2 separate regions of the Mus musculus genome follow, and region 2 is linked to region 1. The links are chromatin loops, found by intact Hi-C in ENCODE. Cell type or tissue: gastrocnemius. All regions are shown on one strand. Links, peaks and the distances in the headings refer to the core of each region. The heading gives the core; the rest is flanking DNA. Region 1 holds the start of Fyn (Fyn proto-oncogene). Region 2 overlaps Fyn (Fyn proto-oncogene).

The links. Peaks named below come from ENCODE experiments on the same cell type or tissue, not always from the same donor. Only the 100,000 strongest peaks of a DNase experiment are listed, where the experiment ranks them.
Region 2: it touches region 1 in a loop (2.0-fold over the local background); 12 of 42 quality-filtered maps call a loop at or near these places.

Annotation. Positions count from the first base shown.
Region 1 is chr10:39,365,149-39,373,847 of GRCm38, forward strand. Fyn (Fyn proto-oncogene) reads left to right here and starts at 4,651. Exons shown (of 14, transcript NM_001122893.1): 1 at 4,651-5,042. It overlaps Gm31616 (predicted gene, 31616), which reads right to left and starts at 4,464. Exons shown (of 2, transcript NR_168583.1): 1 at 4,347-4,464; 2 at 2,568-3,457. In gastrocnemius, for the core only: a CTCF peak has its summit at 4,514; DNase peaks (open chromatin) are centred at 4,581, 5,275 and 5,740; H3K4me3 peaks cover 3,088 bases; H3K27ac peaks cover 2,343 bases.
Region 2 is chr10:39,502,747-39,511,445 of GRCm38, forward strand. The region is part of intron 3 of Fyn (Fyn proto-oncogene); the gene reads left to right. Among named protein-coding and RNA genes, the nearest start is that of Gm40627, 83 kb to the right of the region's middle. In gastrocnemius, for the core only: a CTCF peak has its summit at 4,322; DNase peaks (open chromatin) are centred at 2,431, 3,796 and 4,290; H3K27ac peaks cover 4,442 bases.

The DNA.
Region 1 (8,699 bases), core at 206-8,205:
ACATTGTCAGCAGTGTTGTGCTGGTCTCATGGGTTGCTTTTGGGTATCTTCTTGGAAGTAGCAAGTTGACTTATTAATCTCTTAGGGGAACCTCACAGATAAATTTTGTATATATACTTGCAGATTTTGTCTATGAAAAAGTACAAACAATTGGATTTTTCCTTCTATAATATTTTATTTTAGTTTTTGAAGTTAATGTTACATAATTTCTCCCTTTACCTTTCATTGTTCCAACTCTTCCCATTCCTTGTATTCCTCCCTACTCTTTCTCAAATTCATGGCATATATATTCACACACACACATATGTATGTATATATATATATACATATATGTATATATCACAACATTTTTTTGTCCATATAACATTACCTGTATGCATATGATCTAAAGGCTGACTACTTGGTATTGGATAACCAACTGGGGACTCCTTACACGGAGAAGACCATTTCTCTTGCTCACCACCTTCCCCTGTTGTTCATAACTCTTTGTTAAGAATGGAAATCCCTTGAGCTTTAATTTTCCATGTTAGCATGCCCCATAGGTGTTGTCACTGTTCAAGGCTTCTTAGGTATCCTTGTTGATTAGACTTCATGAGTGTAACCTCACTGACATTTCTGGAAGACATAAACTCACAGCAAGCACCTGATTGATCCTCTAGCTTATAACCTTTCCACCTCCTCTTCTGCAACAATCCCTGAGCCTTAGGTACAGGAACCGTGTTGATGTATTGGCTGAGACCAGGCACTGCATGGTCTCTGTAATGATCTTCGTCTACTGCAAAGAGAAGTCTCTTTGATGAGGGGGTGAGAAGAACACCTATCGGTGGGACATTTAAAATGTAGTTAGGAAATAAGCTGGTTAGGAAGTGGCTGTTATTGGTTTTCATCTAAGATCCCTGACTTAGCCCCAGTTAACTGACTAGGTTCTATTAGCAGGCATGGTTTCTTTCTTTCTGAGCAGGCCATAAGTCCAATTAGAGAGCTGTTGGTTATCACCAAGGTATGCGTGCCATTATTGTGCCCTGACAGTTATCATGCTATGCTGGTGACTGCTGCTATTCATAGACATCATAGCTGGGTAGGACAACTGGATGCTTTCTCCCTTGAAAGTTTGCATGGAATGTCCTGGTGCCACGAAGTTAGTCATCACAGAGGAGGTTTTCAGATTAGACCCGGCTCACATACTTTTGGTCCTATGTCTGAAGTGGATGGTGCCTTAAGAAATAGGGACTTATCTTCTACCTTGGAGGCAACCAATGATGACAGCAATATTCTATAATGTTTTGGGAGTCACTTGGACAACCTTGATCAACAACTCAAAAGAGAACTTCTCATGCCTGGTGTTGTTTTGTTTTTAGATGGTCTATGTATCTTGTGGGGGGGGGGGGCAATGGAAAAGTTTCATTTAAACTAAATAGTGTATATGTATACAAGTCATGTTTTGTATTTAATTTTATATATATAGATAGTAATATGACTATGGCTTTTTGACACCCTTGCTATTATTTTACCCACATGCCTCTTTCTCCTGTATTTATCTCTCTCCCCTCTCCCAAATTAACCCCTTTCAATTTTTCCTATTTCCTCCTCCAATTTGCCTGTACCCCACCATTCCCCATTTCTGCCATTTTCTCCTCTACTTTCCGGGGCTTTGCAGTTCCTCCAGATTACGCACTCACATATGAAAACTTGGAACTGGGAACCACAGATGAGAAAGAGCATGGGATGTGTGTTTTCCTGGGTCTGAGTCACATCACTCAAAATGATCTCTACCCAAAATAGCTATCCAAATAGCTCTCTATCAAAATAGCTCTACCCATTTGCCTGAAAAATTCCATGGTTTCATTTTTCTTTACAGTTGAGTATTCCACTGGGTACGCGTCCCACATTGTCTTTAGCTGAAGAACATTTAGGTTGTCACCATGTCCTAGCTATTGTGACTAGAATGGCAATGAATATGGCTGAGCAAGTAGCTGTGAGGTATGATGTCATCATGTCTTTTGGGCATATGCTGAGGCGTGGTCACTTAGAATGCATTTCCTTTGTACATATCTGTGTGTCTTTGTGTAAGGTGTGTATGCATACATGTTTAGAGGTGTTCATACATGCTTGGGGGTGCACTTGCACACATATGCAGTGCCTGTGGAAGCCAGAGGTCAATGCTGGGCTTTCTAAATTGGTTCTCTAACATATTTCTCAGACAGGGTCTCTCACTGTTTCTGGAGGTCCAGACACTTGCCACTGTAACGGCTTTCATTTTTGTTTTGTTTTGTATTTTTCTCTTTTCTTTTCTTTTCTTTTCTTTCTTTTTCTTTTCTTTTCTTTTTTCTTTCTTTCTTTTTTTTTTTTTTTCTGAGACAGAGTTTCTCTGTATAGCCCTGGCTGTCTTGGAACTCACTTTGTAGACCAGGCTGTAGACCTCAAACTCAGAAATCCACCTGCTTCTGCCTCCCAAGTGCTGGGATTAAAGGAGTGAGCCACTACCGCCCGGCTGTAACGGTTTTGATAATGTGTGTTTTGGGGCTTTGTTAATGTGTGTTTTGGGGACTCAGACTCAGTCTCATGTGTACAGCAGCAAGCCATTTATTCACTGATCCATCTCCCTTCCTTGCACATTAGTTTTTTTTTCCAGTTTCAGTAACCATTTTTATTTTCTTGTTTGATTGGTAAGAAAACAAAAATCTCAAAATGGGAAACAGCTTAGCTAATAACACTAAATATACATTGAAAGCAAAACAGGAAACACAGATTAGACAAACCAAAAAAGAACACTAGACTAGAAACAGGGGACTTAAAGGTGAGAGAAACAGAACAAACAAAAACCCAAGCAAATAACAACCAAATCTAAGAGAAATTCTAGAACAATGTCTCTCCATTTGTTGGGTAATAGATACTGCCTGTAAGAAAATAAAATTTCAGGTTTAGAACAAAGCATGGCTTGCCTTGGGTAGGCTGAGGACACTGTTTAAGTCAAATCTACTTTGATGACCTTTGGGAGCAGATCAAAATGGGAAATAATGCTAACATCTTTCCAGGGCTTTCTCACTTGTTCACAACATCAGCAAATCTTCTTGTGGAGACAGAATCCCTTTAAAGCTATCCGGAGGAAGAGTTGTGGGGTTTTCCTGTTTTTTTGTTTTTATTTATTTTTTTCAAAAGTAAGTAAAGAGAAAAAAACAGAACAGAGTCTTGCTGGGAGTTGGTTAATTTGTCATTTAATCATTTTGCCTCTTATTGGTCCACTAATTACGTGAAGAAGCTATTATGCTGCAGATGCCAAAAATGAGACTCCTCTCAAAGAAATTATTAACAATGGAGTGACTTAGTACCATCTGCTCCAGGTTTCAGGAAGAGATCGGACATGGAATTCCTCAGTGTCACCTTCTCTTGTCCTCAGTTTCCTCGTCCATCACATGAGGATCATTTACTGAATAGCAGCAAATTTCTCAAAAGAGCACTGCGGAAAAGACAAAGAAAAAAAAGTCAGCAAAAGAGACTGGTATTTTTAAACTACAGGGGAAATGTACTGAGCAGGAAAGATAACACAGACCTTGAGCGCCTAAGGAAGCCAAGGCTGCTTCGCTTAAACTTACTTCTTAGAAGATTAGATTTGCTGAGGGGGAGGGATGAGTTTCTTACCAAAATCATTAAAGAAAATGATTCTGAACATGTCTTAAAACAGAGTTCTCAGTAAACAGGAATTGCCTATAAAGAAAATCAGGAAGGCAAAATGTTTCTTTTTATGAAGTTACATCCTGCCATAGAAAAGCTGAATCGGAAATAAAGACTGCAGACCAACCCGGCTATTATTTCGTCAAGGAAAATCTGAGCAAAAAGCTCAGCTCAGCCACCAGCGAAAACAAGAAAACCAAGAGAAGTTTGAATGCCCCAAGGAGCCAGACGAGCAATGGCCACTGGTAAACAGCTAGGGAAAAGCACAAGCAATCTCTACTGGGTGGTTTTGGGACTCTTTGTTGCAGGCCCCTTGAATTTCAGTCATACTTCTCTTTCACTTTTCCTGGGGTAGGTGTGGGGGGGGGGGCGGGGAGCATATTTGGGTACCCAAGAAAATGAGACTAACAAGTCATTAATTTCTTACTATTTGTTGTGCGTTTGCTGGTCCTAGCTTTCCCAGTTTCTGCAATGGTACTTCTCTACTTTGCTCCTCACTTCCCTAATTTGCCATCGCCATTCTTAACACCTTTCCATTTTATCCTCCCACTCTCAAAGGCGAGGCTATCTCTTTGGAGAAATAGGTTCCCATGGCTGTGAGGCTGGAGTGGCAGGTGCCAGTCTCCACTGGCAAAGTGGAAAGCAGCTCATTCCCTGCGCACTCTCCTGCCCACCTCACCAACTCGCAACTCCACACGATCCTCAGACACACAACTCTTCCTTCTCCGCCAACCTCGCATCCTCTCACACACCCTGTGGCCGTGCGCACCGCAGGCTGCCCGCCACCACTGTAAAGCTCAACCCACTCGGCGGCCCCACCCATGGCCGTCCCGCCTCCGACGCATTCACCAATGGCTGCCGGCGCTCAGCCCTCAGCGGGCCCTTTGATAGGGCAGAAAGACCTGACAGTCTCAGGGCGTGTCCCGCCCCCTCTCGAACCCCTCGGGATCCGGAGCAGCCCGAGCATCAGCGAGAGTAGCTGCGAGAAGCCGCGGCGGTGGCGGCGGCGCGTCGGTGCAGTTGCGCCATCTGTCAGGAGCGCAGCCGGCGGGGAGGGGGCTCCGCAGAGAGGAGGAGGGGTCGCCGTGCGCCGGGCCTCCGAGACCCGCCCGCTGGTCAAGAGCTCAGCGAGGCCGCCTCTAGCCGGAGCGTTTCGAGGACTCCCCGGGCACACACAAAGCCGCCACCCGCGCCAGGGAGGGACCGGGCTGCCGGGCCGGGGACACCGGCGCCGCCCCCTCGGCGCTTCGCGAGGCCCACGAGCTCCTGGGCCCCGCCGCGGAGCCGCGGGAGCCGCCTGGGCCGCGCCGGAGGAGGGCGGGGAGAGGACCATGTGAATGTGCTCCGGAGCTGAGCGCCAAGCCAAGCAGGTAAGCGACAGGGGATGCGCGGAGCCTCGGGATGCTGCGGAGACGCCCGGCCCAGCGCCCCCGCACGGGCTGCTCCCGCTGCGGTCCCGCCGCGCAGCCTCCAGGGCGCCCCGCGACGCAGGACACTGATGCGGGGTGCCGCCCCGAGGCTGCGCAGGCACCGGGGTGTCTTTCCTCGGCCGCCGGCGGGTGCCGGGTGGAAAATAGGAATTGGCTTGGGGGTGAGGTTGGCCCAGCTCCGCCCCCGCCCTCCTTTCGCGGCCCCCCGCGGGGACCAGGGCTGTGTGTGTTGTTTTAATGTCAGGGATGATGTAATCACTTAATAATTGATGCCCCGTGCTGCTTTCCTCCCCACCCAACCCCTGCCCCACTCCTCCACCTCTCGGCTTCCTCCCTCGGTGGCCCTTGCCGTTCCCCAGCGCATCCTCCTGCCTATTTCTGGAACCTCCCTTGCACTTCCCCCACCCTCCCCTTCACCCTTCCTGTGCTACCACCCACCCACCCTTCCCCTTTCCCCTGTGTCTGGCCTTGCCTCCTCTTCCTCTGTCCCCCCACCCCTTTTGCTCTCTCAAGCTTATTTCTCCTCCCTTCTCGACACGCTGGATTTCCTCCCTACTTCCCTAGGTCGGTAGACGGTTTTGTTTGGTCTCCTCTAGGCTCTCTTATCTTTGAGGCCACAGGGACTGACTGAGCTAGAAAGAGGCCACCAAGCTTGGGCCCAGGAGGCGTTTGCTGGGACTCACTGGGAGGAGGGATAATAAAATCACCCGTTTTGCCCCTCCTTCCTCTAATAAATCAGACTCATTCTGTGTGTGTGTGTGTGTGAGTGTGTGTGTGACACAAAGAGCCCTTTCAGTTCATAGAGGAGAGACACATAAAGTACCCAGGGCACCATGCTTCTTGTGTCTCATCCCTGGGGCGTCCCTTTCTTTCTGGTGAAGCAGTTGATCTCTTAGTCTTTTCTGCCACACTTACCAAAAAATGAAGGCTCCCGGATCCCGGGTGGCAGGTGCAGGCATTTAGCTGTGTTTACAGACTGGTAGCATTGAGTGGCAACTGCAGTTTTCTCTATTTAAGGTGGTGGTGGGGGGGATTATTTCAGCTGTTTTAGGAGTTGCTATACTTTCAAGGAACCTTCCCCTATCCCTCATTTCCCCCCTTTTCTTCTTGGGGGATAGTTACTGATACCTGAGACAGGATAAATTGATGAGGGATCAGAAGAATTTTGTGTCTGAGTCAGAATCAAACTGTTTAACACGAGTGAGGCAGCCTGACTGGATTCCCTAAAGTCCAAGGCCTCTTTGCTGAGTGAAGTCTTTTGAAATGTGCTCTGGTCTGCCCAGCAATGCTGCCTAGCCCTTTTATTTAAGAAACTGGGGCCATGGATAGCAAGCACTTGGGCTGGCGTTTGGAAGACCCTGGAGGTGTACCACTTGTCTGCTTCAAGGTTGACTTTGGAAGCTCACATCCGGCCTCTCACCCTTTGTGCTCAGTCTCCCTGTCTGGCTCTACCCAGTGAGTACCACACATTCAGACTTGGAGGAAGTGGTTTCAACTCTCACACTTTGGGTCTAGTTAATTATGAACAGGGGATGTAGATGTCTGAGTTCAGAACCTATGGTGTTCCTCTGAAGGTAGAAATGTTAATGTAAGTCTCAGGCTTAGTTTGTCAAAACTTAGGTCTGATCTGCTGATTCCTGGGTTGTGGGGTCTCAACTGTTGAAAGTAACGAAACTGTCCCAAGTTTACTCTTTAGCTGTTTTATCTGAAAAGAGTTGTGATCCATTAAGCTGACATCTTTTGTGGAACATATATATTTATACATATACACACACAGTAGAAGGGCTAATACTGAATGTTCTCTGAAAACAAAGGCTGGTTTGTTGGGATGCCAGACCCAGAAAGGAAAGTCAGTACACGATAAACTTGCACCGTACTGACCAAGTCAGAGGCACTTATTAATGATAAGGTTGCATGAGTGTGGGCGAACACCTCTACTTTCTGGAGGTCTGAAGTCCCCTCCCCCATCGTCTGATGTTCTTGAAGCCCAGGCCCAGCACACGTGTCAATTCTGAAGCCTTTGCCAGCTTCTCTGCTCCAGGCAAGCCACCATGTCTTCAAATTTGTCTTCCAACACCATTATCAGATTCTGTTTTTGTTTTCTGTCCATTTCTGCCATTGGGTAGAGAACCTAACCCAATGGTTTCTTGGTTTCTGTCAGGTTTTACTTTTGTTGGTATTACCTGGTAGTTCCATTTAATGAGCGACAAATGTGAATTAGATCAACGATATGGACCCAACGTCTTTTAAAAGAGACTCATGTTAGTAGCTAGAGCAGGCCTGAAAATGTATAATGGTGCTAAACCAAAATATATTTATTTTTGTTCACATGTAGCCCTGCATAGGTGTCTCTGCTCAGTAGCTGGCTTTCTTCTGTCCTGAGTGATTCTGGGTCCCATTATCCTATCATGCCACAGCTTTCCATAACCTGTTGTAACAGTTTCAACCTGTTTCAACGGATTGGTGGGATGAAGAGTTGGGGAGGGTGCATCTACCTTTAAAATGCTTTGGTCTGCACATGTCACTTCCACTCTGTCTTTAGAAGAGTCGTGGCTATATGACCATGCTTAACAGCAAGAGAATCCAATGAGAAGTGTAGGTTAGCCATGTGCCCCGAGAAAGGAAAAGGCTTGTGTGTTTGGTAAACACTTTTGCATAATAACACTTAACAAAAGCCATCATTGTTTGGTTGCTTTGATTTTCATCTTCAGCATGTTTTTTAAAAACCTGGCATTTTGTGATTTCGGGGGACCACTTATCACGGGGCGATCCTTAGCCACCACTCAGTCCTGGCTCTGCGGTCTTTGATGGGGTTCTTTTACCACAGAAGCACCCATCTTGGCCTAGTCTTCTTCAGGCAAGTCTGGAAACTCCAGAGAGTTTCTGTAAGGGAAGAGCCTTACAGATCGCAGTACCATTTTACGTACTTTCCTTAACAATTAAACTGACACTTGGTGACCCCAGAGGAGGGAGGGCTTCATGGGGACTGGACAGTGCAGACAAGGGAGTGAGAGTCGTATCTATTTGCTTAGGTTACTAAGGACTGAACCTCCGTTACTGTCTATTCACTGACACGGCTTTCTTTTATGACAGTTGCTGGTTTAGTTGGGAATTAGGCTTTTCCTCTTTTCCTTCAGCATCTTTCCATCACCAGCTTTCTTGGCTGTGTCTTTTCATCCAACACGTTACATGGAGGCTAATCCGTTAGCTTCTGGACCTGGAATAGGGGAACTGCTAGTGTTCCAAATGGTTCCTGGTCTCCACCGACCCCCTACATTAGTATAGGAGTCCAGCCCATACTGGTGATTACAGTTTATATTGTACTTTTATTTTTTTCAGTGACCATTTCCTTACATTTATCTGTCCTACAAACACTGTGCTGTTTCATGCAAAAAAGCAATGAGATAGGGCTGTGGCACTGAATGCATCGGAGCCCTTGTTCTACAGAAGCCCACAGCCTACTAGAGAAGATGGCAACAACACACAATAGCTGATGTTTATTGAGCACTCACCCTGGGTCATGTTCCACTTACAAGCTAATCTGAGCGATAATGATATGAAACAATGTCTCTGATAATCACTGTGTTGTGAAAGGAA
Region 2 (8,699 bases), core at 466-8,465, 140 kb after region 1:
TGGGCAGTGGTGGTGCAAGCCTTTAATCCCAACACTTGGGAGGCAGAGGTAGGTGGATTTCTGAGTTCGAAGCCAGCCTGGTGTACAGAGTGAGTTCCAGGGCTACACAGAGAAACCCTGTCTCAAAAAAAAAAAAAAAAAAAAAAAGAAAAAGAAAAAAGAAAAGTCAAAGCTGTGTCAGCTGGAAAGGGTGAAAACAACAAGCATAAGGACAAATCCCCCTGCCTCTACAACCAGCAGCATCCAGAGAGTGAGTGCTGGTTAGACCTCCCTTCCCTAGGGCTGGCCAGTACACAGCTCAGCCCAGTCCAAGCCCTCAGTTCCAGGAAGAGCCTGCTTAATTAAGGATTGTCATTCCTACATGGTTAGGGTCTCCAAGCATATAGGACTTAGAACTGAAGCATATTCATTGCCCCCACCTTGTCTGCCTGTAAGACTCTGGGGAGCCTTAGCTTACCTGGGACCCCCTGAGTGAACCACGTGAAGCCGGGATCGATGCAAAAAGCAAGAGGAATTTATTGCTCCAGTGCACTGGGGCCATCCCAGACCCGAAGGAGTGGTGGCTACTCCCAATATCCCAGCGAGTTCTTATATGGTTTCCAGGGGCAGAATAGAGCATCAGCAACTAGGCACAATAAGATTGGTGGAATAGTGCACCCTTTAAACTGATTGGTCTTTAGGGAATGAGGTGACAAAGACTTTCCTTGTCTGAAGGTGGCAACAGTCAGTACTGTGGAATGTGTCCCCACCGGCAGGTCCGATCCTGCCATGTGGTCTGAGAAATGGTAATTAGCCTCTCCCTTCCGGAGGGTCAGGTGTTTCATGACCTTCCCAAAGTTCCTAAGCTGACCTTTTCATGCCCAGGTCTGGCGTGATCACCCATTGCGTCCTCAGGTTTGACATCAGTGCCTCTGCTTCCCTTGCCACAGTAAGGTTTCTGCAGCTCTCTCTGTGTGTTCTCACTGCCTGCTTGCTGCACAACCCCTCAGCACCCAGCAAGGAGTAGAAAGCACGCTCACTGCTCTTGACTGGTTAGCTATTGTGCCTTCCAGAAGTTGCCTCTTAATGTGCTCCCCTCCCATCTCCAGTTTTATGCTTTATTACTATGTGATTGTTTCAACTTACATACAAATTCAGTTGAGAACTGAAACAAGGGAACTTGAACTCATCAACATGGTGCATTCTCACAGTGCAGTCTCTGTCACGCGCCTGCGGTGATTCAGCCTGTCCCCCTAAAGCGCATCGCAGGCATCCATTTTGTAGCTGGAATGGCCCAGTGCTGCCTTGACACAGCGCACTGCTTCAGAGTACTCACCGTGTCTGTTTTCTCCTCTGCTTACCATTCTGTCGTAGACATACCTTATAAATTCACCACCTCTCATTAAACACTTGCATGTTTTCTAATTTCCAAAGTGATGAACAGCATTTTATAAAACCTCACTTAGCACATACTCACAGGCCCAAAGGCAAGCCTGTCTTAGGCCCCTTGTTGACATTACCAGTTTGGTTTACCAGAAGTCCCCACAGTACTGTAGGAGCAAACTCATTTCAAGGGACCCTCTGTCACTGTTGGGTAGAGGATTCATCTGTGAATTTAGTTACTAATTAAATCACTTACTAATCTAAGTGTTTCCCTGATTACTTGTGGAAACTGGTGTTTCCCCTAAAGCTTCAGTGGTGTGGGGGGAGAGGAAGGTGCTACCAATAGTGTTCCCTCATTTCCTGCCTAGTTGGTTTGTCTTATCTATATAAATCCATTTTTTAAAATATCTATCTACAAAATAAACTTGTACATAAATGTGGATAACAGAATTATTCAAAGGAGGAAGTATCCAGGATATTCATGATTTCTAAATGGATGAGCACCTTATGATATAGTCATACAGTGACAGATATTTAGTGATTAATGTAATGATAACTTTAATACAATGCTATATTACTACACTGCAGATGAATCTTAAATGCGTTGTGCCCTGATGAAAAATAGAACGAAACCAAGGTTGTGTATCATGTGATTAAATCCATACCAAATATCTGGATTAGGCAAACCCACAGAGACCTAGGTAGGTTAGATGGGCGTCAGGGAAGATAGGGGTCATTGGCAAGTGGCTGCTTAGAGCACAGGGGTTTCTTTGAGGATGAAGAATGTGTTCTGGAATTAAATGGCAGTAATGGCTCCTTTATAAAAACCAACTGTGCCACACTCTTCTGTGGTCTGGAAGAGTTGGGGAAGGTGTGCCCTGCCTCTCCAGAATCCCTTCGTACAAACAGGGCTAATACTCTCATTTGCATCAGCACCTTCTCTCTCTCTTCTGTCGACTCAGAGATCCAAAGCAAACTGGGCGCAAGAAGCATCTCTCCCTCTCCCTGGAGCCCTTCCATGATTCCCTGTTAAAACTTCATTTGGCCATTTAGGTTTGGGAGCCCATCCAGTGGCTGGCTGGCTGACAGCAGTGTGAATGCTCACTCTCGGGGGCTCACGCTTCTGTCTCCCTTCCATTAAGCCTTCAGAGCTCCAGGCGCAGTGAGGGGGGTGGGGTGGGAAAAAGGAAAAGACTGCAGTTTCTCAGCCTAGGGGTTATCTACACAAGCATCGACAGAGCTGATTCCAGGTGCCGGGAATGCGCCTCTTTTCTGCTGTGCCATGGTGTTCTATGAGTGATTGGTTTCATCCATTGCTGTCAGGGTGGGACAGGATCCATCCTCGTCCCCTCAGAGCCTTTGCAGTGACCACACACATGGATGATCCAGACACTTGCTGTTTGTGAAGTAAAGCTTTGATTTGATGCGTAGCAGGTCCAGTCTTCTGGCCACTGCATGTGGTCAGTGTCTGCGTTGTGCACACTCCCCTGTCCCGTGGCCTTCTCACCTGAGAGACTGCAGGGTGTCAGAAGGAGCGTTTGGTAGGGGCTTTCCTTCACAGCATTCTACCACAAGTACATACGTCTTTTGTGTTTGGTTGGGGGTGGGGCAGATTATACGAACACTTCACTTCATGAGTTAATTTGCCTGTAAAGTGAATCATGTCTTAAATGCAATAGGAGAGCTCATTTTTATACCAAGGAAACTTTCCGCTACCGCCTCCCTCGTGGTATGTATAAATACCCTTGCCACAGATAGGGAAGACGGGGAAATTGAGGGCTGCTTTAGTTTTGTTGGCTCAAACAGTCATTAAGATGCCAAACCATACCAAGGAAGAGGTGACTCACTGTGGTTCCAGCACCTCCATAGAACCCACTATTCACAGTGTGGAATGTAGATGGAGACAGAGGCACCAAGGCTAACAGAGGCACTGTGCTCTCTGTCCCTGGACGTGGTGTCAAGAGGCGTCCTTCCCTCTGACTTTCCCGCCATGCCTCTTTTGTACACTTTTGTGTGGACTTACCAGGGCTCCATGGTACAGAAAGCAGCTTTGTTGCAGAAGTCCTGAGTTCTGGACATGGACTCTAGTCACCTGTTGTCACCTCTCGTCCCCACCCCGAGCTGAGCTGTGGACACATTCCCCTACCTCTCTATAACAGGGCCCATGTTTGAGGACTTAGAATGTGGTGGTGGGGTTGCGTTTTCCAGTGCAGTACAGTGCAGTGCCTGGCATACATGAGTATGCATACATACACTTCGGATGTTGGCTATGACTGCCAGGATGTGGAACCACCACCTCTACAGTGCCCCATCCCGTAACTAGGCATTCATCTTCTGCAGGCTTCGGACAGCATCCGTGTATTAGCTCACCATTCTGTGGGCCGTAAGCCGGCACGTAGCATGACCGGAATCTCTGATCAGCGAGGCTGAACTAAGGGTGTCAGCTGAGCTGTCACTGGGGCCTTGCTAGGGAAGAATCGGTTTCCTGACTCACACAGACTCTTGATCAGTCTCAGTTGCTCTGGTTTGCTGTGGTCTTGGAACTGACATGCCAGTTCCCTGCTCTGCCAGCTGTGAGCGCTCCTCAGCAGTGGAGAGCCCACATCTGGCCACGTGTTAAGAGCTGCAGGAGAGAGGATCCTCACTTTGAATGCTTCTTCTCACACTTCGGCTCTGCATGTGCAAGAAGAGCCATGACCTCCAGGGCTTACTTGATGAGGTCAGCTCACGGGGACACTGTCCTTCCTAAGGTTGGCTACGCCAAGTGACACAGCCTAACACAGGAGCGGCTGTTTAATTCACACATCCTGGAGACTGTACAGGAAGTTGGAAGGTAGCTTACAGTTCTGCGCACCACAGCACAACCTCAGCAGGGCCAGGGACAAATGGCTCACTTCTTCCATCCATCTGGCAGCAAGTATACTTTGCCAAGTGGGCAGAACTGCACTGCACTGCGCTGACACAGGGTGGACCCAGCACTAAGGCTGTCTGCGGCTCAGCCCCCAAGGTCTTACAGTTGCACAATGCAAACCCGGCTGGATCTTTCCTTTGGCTTAGGACCTCCACCAGTGCTTATGCAACCAAGAGGCACCAAGGCACCCTGCTTTTTCTCCATCCACCTAATTCCTAGGACCTCTCTGACTGTACCGAAAAGACAGATAAAGACCCTTAAGCTGCCAGGGTCATCTGGCTGTGTTCTAGGAAGAAGGAACAACCCATTGGGCAGGATGGAAAGGTGTTGGTGAATCAGGAAACTTGGCTGGCAGGTTCTGTAACCCAGCTACCACTGCTCCGGGCATAGTGTTGAGCTGCCTAAATGAGGCTCTAGCAGTTATGTGCGGAAAACTCCTAATCAGCTGCCCTGGCTCCTCAGGGGATTCACTGTCTGCCGAGAATCTAGTAAAGTTCCTTAAAGTCCTAGTAAAGTTACTCATCCTGTGGATGGTGTTGATTTTCTCAGCATCAAAAGCTGTGTGCCAGGAGCCTCTCTCCTAAGGTCGCCTCACTCTGACTGTGCTCCGCCTCCTCCTGCCCTCTCTCATCCCACTGCTGTTCATTCATGAAGCGGTCCACTTTTGCCTCTGCCCCTGACACAGTGTGAGGAGCTGCAGGGGACCTACAACTCTGCTCTGAATTCCTCATTGCTTATGTGTCGTTGGTCCGGCTCCCATCCTTTTCTTACTCTCCATTGTCAGCTTTGCCCAAGAAAGAGCGATGCTAGAGTGGAAGGGACCATGAGGCAAGTCGTGTCAGAGTTCTGTGGCCAGACCTCACTGTCCTTTCCCAGGCCAGCGCTGCCCACTAGGCTCCCAGGGTGAGAATGGGGCATGGGAGGGGGATAGGGATGAAGAGCTAAGTCTAGAGCTGTCACTTCTCCATTCCTTCTTAAGTTGGCTCCAAGGTAGCAGCCTACTCTGCTAAGATGGCGGCTACTCATTGGCTCTTTTCCCTGTATGTTGCAGAGAAAGGCATTTGCCAGCATGCCCGGTGTCTCATCCAGGCCTTGTTACCCAGCAGCTGTAGAACTTGATCATGGGCATTGCTCTTGGGTTGGCAGCTGAGGAAATGGAAGCTTTCTCATTGTTTGTGTGCCCAGCCTCAGAAGTTGAGAGTGGGTACCCACCTGGGCCCACCTCTGGTCAGAACGTACCTGACCTGTGATAGCTGAGCCCCCCCCCCCATACTGCAGGGCCCCCTCTGTCACAGAAGAACTGTGTGGAGGGTTTGAGGCCACACCATGACCGTAGTATAAAGCGATCATATCTGCTGTGCTCATGGGAGGAGGGTGTGGCTGTGTTTCAGTGTGTCTGGCAACTCTTCCCCTGTTGTGTAACTTAAATAGATTTGTGGGACTATGTCCATTTAAGGAAACAGGGTCCCTTAGCTTTCAAAGGGATGGAGAAACAGGCTATAATCTGGATATCTGGACTGGTCGCACAAGGTCAGGTTAGTGAAGACGCTCTGCTGCCAGCTCTTCTAGACAGACACATTGACTAGGTACATGGATGTGGTGTCTTACGAGTCAGCACTCCAGGGCCCCAGTGTTGTCAGAGTGGCACTGACAGTGCTTTGCAGTGACCTACAAATCAAAAGCAACTAGAATAGTTAGTACACTTACTCCATGTTGGTGGACACAGAAAACACCGAATAATAGAGATATTCTTTTCTGGTTTTTTTTGTTTGTTTTTTGTTTTTTGTTTTTGTTTATCGAGACAGGGTTTCTCTGAATAGCCCTGGCTGTCCTGGAACTCTCTTTGTAGACCAAGCTGGCCTTGAACTCAGAAATCCACCTGCATCTGCCTCCCAAGTGCTAGGATTGCCGTGCACTACCACCGCCCGGCAGAGAGATTCTTATCTTAGTCCAAATGCCCAGAAGTTTGCCTCACAGTGAGGAGCCTGATGACACAGAATGCCATCTGTATAGTGTCTCCTCACACTCTGTCTAGGAGTAGTTAGGCTGCCTGGGCCACATGGGAGGGTGAAGACCACAGATTCTCACACAGATCATCATGATGGACTCTTAGTGTCTGCATTATTTCTGTTTTGTCTTGCTCCCATTTCTCTCGTTACTCCTGATTCTTCCTCTAAATCAGTCAAGAATAGAGCGAGATCCGAGTAGAAGCATATAGTTAACTCAGAACATCAAGGGCATGCACTGCGTTCCCTCTGCAAAGATTACCTTCTCCAAAATTGTTTTTTGATCATTTTGGTTTAGTCACTTGATGTCTGTAGCATGCTTAGCTCTGCACCAGGCTTGTAAGGTGCACACAGCTGGGAAGCAGAGGACCAGCAGCCAGGCCCTGACTTCAAGGGGATTATGCCTTTCATACCTTCACTGTGAATTCTGTGTTAACACTGTGGAACTCTTTTTAGGGACTTTAGAATGTTGCCTTTTCTTTGTTACGTGAGACACGATATCCTGTTTTCTGCAAGAGTTCTAATGAGGTGGCTTTGTTGCATTAAAAAGATGGTTTGCAGTGAAAGTTCTCATTGGTTTTAGGTTTCGGAGAAAATCAGGGTTTCTCCCGGGTAATACCTGTGACACTGGGAATTGCTTGTTGCAGGAGACTATTCTGTGCCTTGTAAGAAGTTTGACAGAGTACAAGTACCCCTTTCCCTAAGTTTTGGCAACTGAAAACATCTGCAAGCATTGCCTACTATGTCTCCTGGTGGACAGGGGTGCCAGGTGTGAGCGTGACCCTCTAATTCTAGGCTCACATCTTCTGCTTAAACAAATCAATGAAATCCCCAAGAAAAAAAGCACTTGGAGCAAGTATGTTCTGTCTGGTCCTTGCCAAAGCTCAAAGCAACGTTGTACCATGGAAGAGTTAAGACAAAGTCAGCGAGGTACATACCCATCTGATGGTGCAGCAGTGGTGGTGAAATGCCTCAGTAGATTATGCCTTGGCGATAGTTTCCTGTTGGAAACTCATTAAAATCCTTCGCTGTCCATAAACAAGAGAACGCCTTGGACACAGCATGCTGTAAATTCATCTTGAATGATTTATGAGGAAATGGGTTCCAGATTTGGTGATCTCAGCTCAAGTAGTAGGCGACTGCCTGACAAACATTCTCATTCCCAAGAACTTGAAGTCAACTCACTAAGCATTTGCTGAAGTGTAGGTTGTGAGAGCTCTGGAGTGTCTAATGTGTCCTGGTAAGACGAGCGCAGTGCTTAAGAACTGCCACCAGCATCTCCTCAGCCTGTGACAGCTCCTACGTGGATATGAGTTACCCTTTATGGTCTTGAATCTCTTCCTGGTCTGTGCCAGCCCTGCCTTCCCCAGAGAGTGTATGCTATTAGACATCATGTCACGTGGTTCTTATTTGACGCTTTGGTCCCAAAGCGACTTTTCAGAGTCTTGGCAGGGACACTTCCTGCAAGTTCTGTCTGCCCACAGTGCACTTACAGTGGTAACATTCATTACCTTCCCTGTATGTCTGAGTTCTCACTTCTCACCTACATACCAGTAACATTAGAAAATGCAGGACAGTATGGTGATGCACAGCTTCCAGGTCATCCTAGTCTACATGGACAGCCAGTTACATAGTGAGACCCTGTCCCCAAAAAGGGGGGATGGGGTCGAGGGAAGCAGGACATATTGTTGATGAAAGTCACTGGCAGAAAGGTTGGGTTTGGTACAGAGAGAAAGAAAAAGAAATACAGCACAAAACAGACTTTTTCCTCATCCGGTTGTCACTTCTTCAGTAACTCCTGTGTGCTGGGCATTGGCCGTATATCTGTGAAGAAATGGACCTTTGTCCATGGGGCAGAGGGACAGTAGACAGGCCACCTCTTAATGTGGCACAGTGGGTCCCAAGCTGAAGGAAAGCATAGAAGCCAGTGGGCACTGGGACATGGTGGGTTCCTTGCTTGTCCGGAAGAAAGGGCAGATGTGGTCAAGGCCTCATCCCCAGCAGGAAGGTAAGAGCTGACGCAGGAAGAGTGAAGTAAACAGAGCAGCCCTGAGGAGGAGGCCCCTCAGGATTCGGATAGGAGCAGCTGGATCTTTGGGGATTTACCAGATGAGGAGCCCTGGGAAGGCAGGAGAGAGGAGGGTGGGGCGGCATAGCTCAGCCTTTCCGTCCACCACTGCCTCTGGACCATAGCAACACTCTCTCTAAATGAGCATTTAAGAATGTCAAACTCTAATAGAAAATTGAAATGCTAATTAGCAGCGTCAAGTGCTTGTGCTTCTGGAGGCTGTCATGACAGCCTCTGGTCCTGCCCAGCTTTACTTTCACGCAGTCACTACTTCTCAGTTTTAATGCGGACCATCCTTTTGTGAGTAGTAAGTGCTCACAGTGGGAGTGTCTGGTAAATAGTCCTGGGGCTG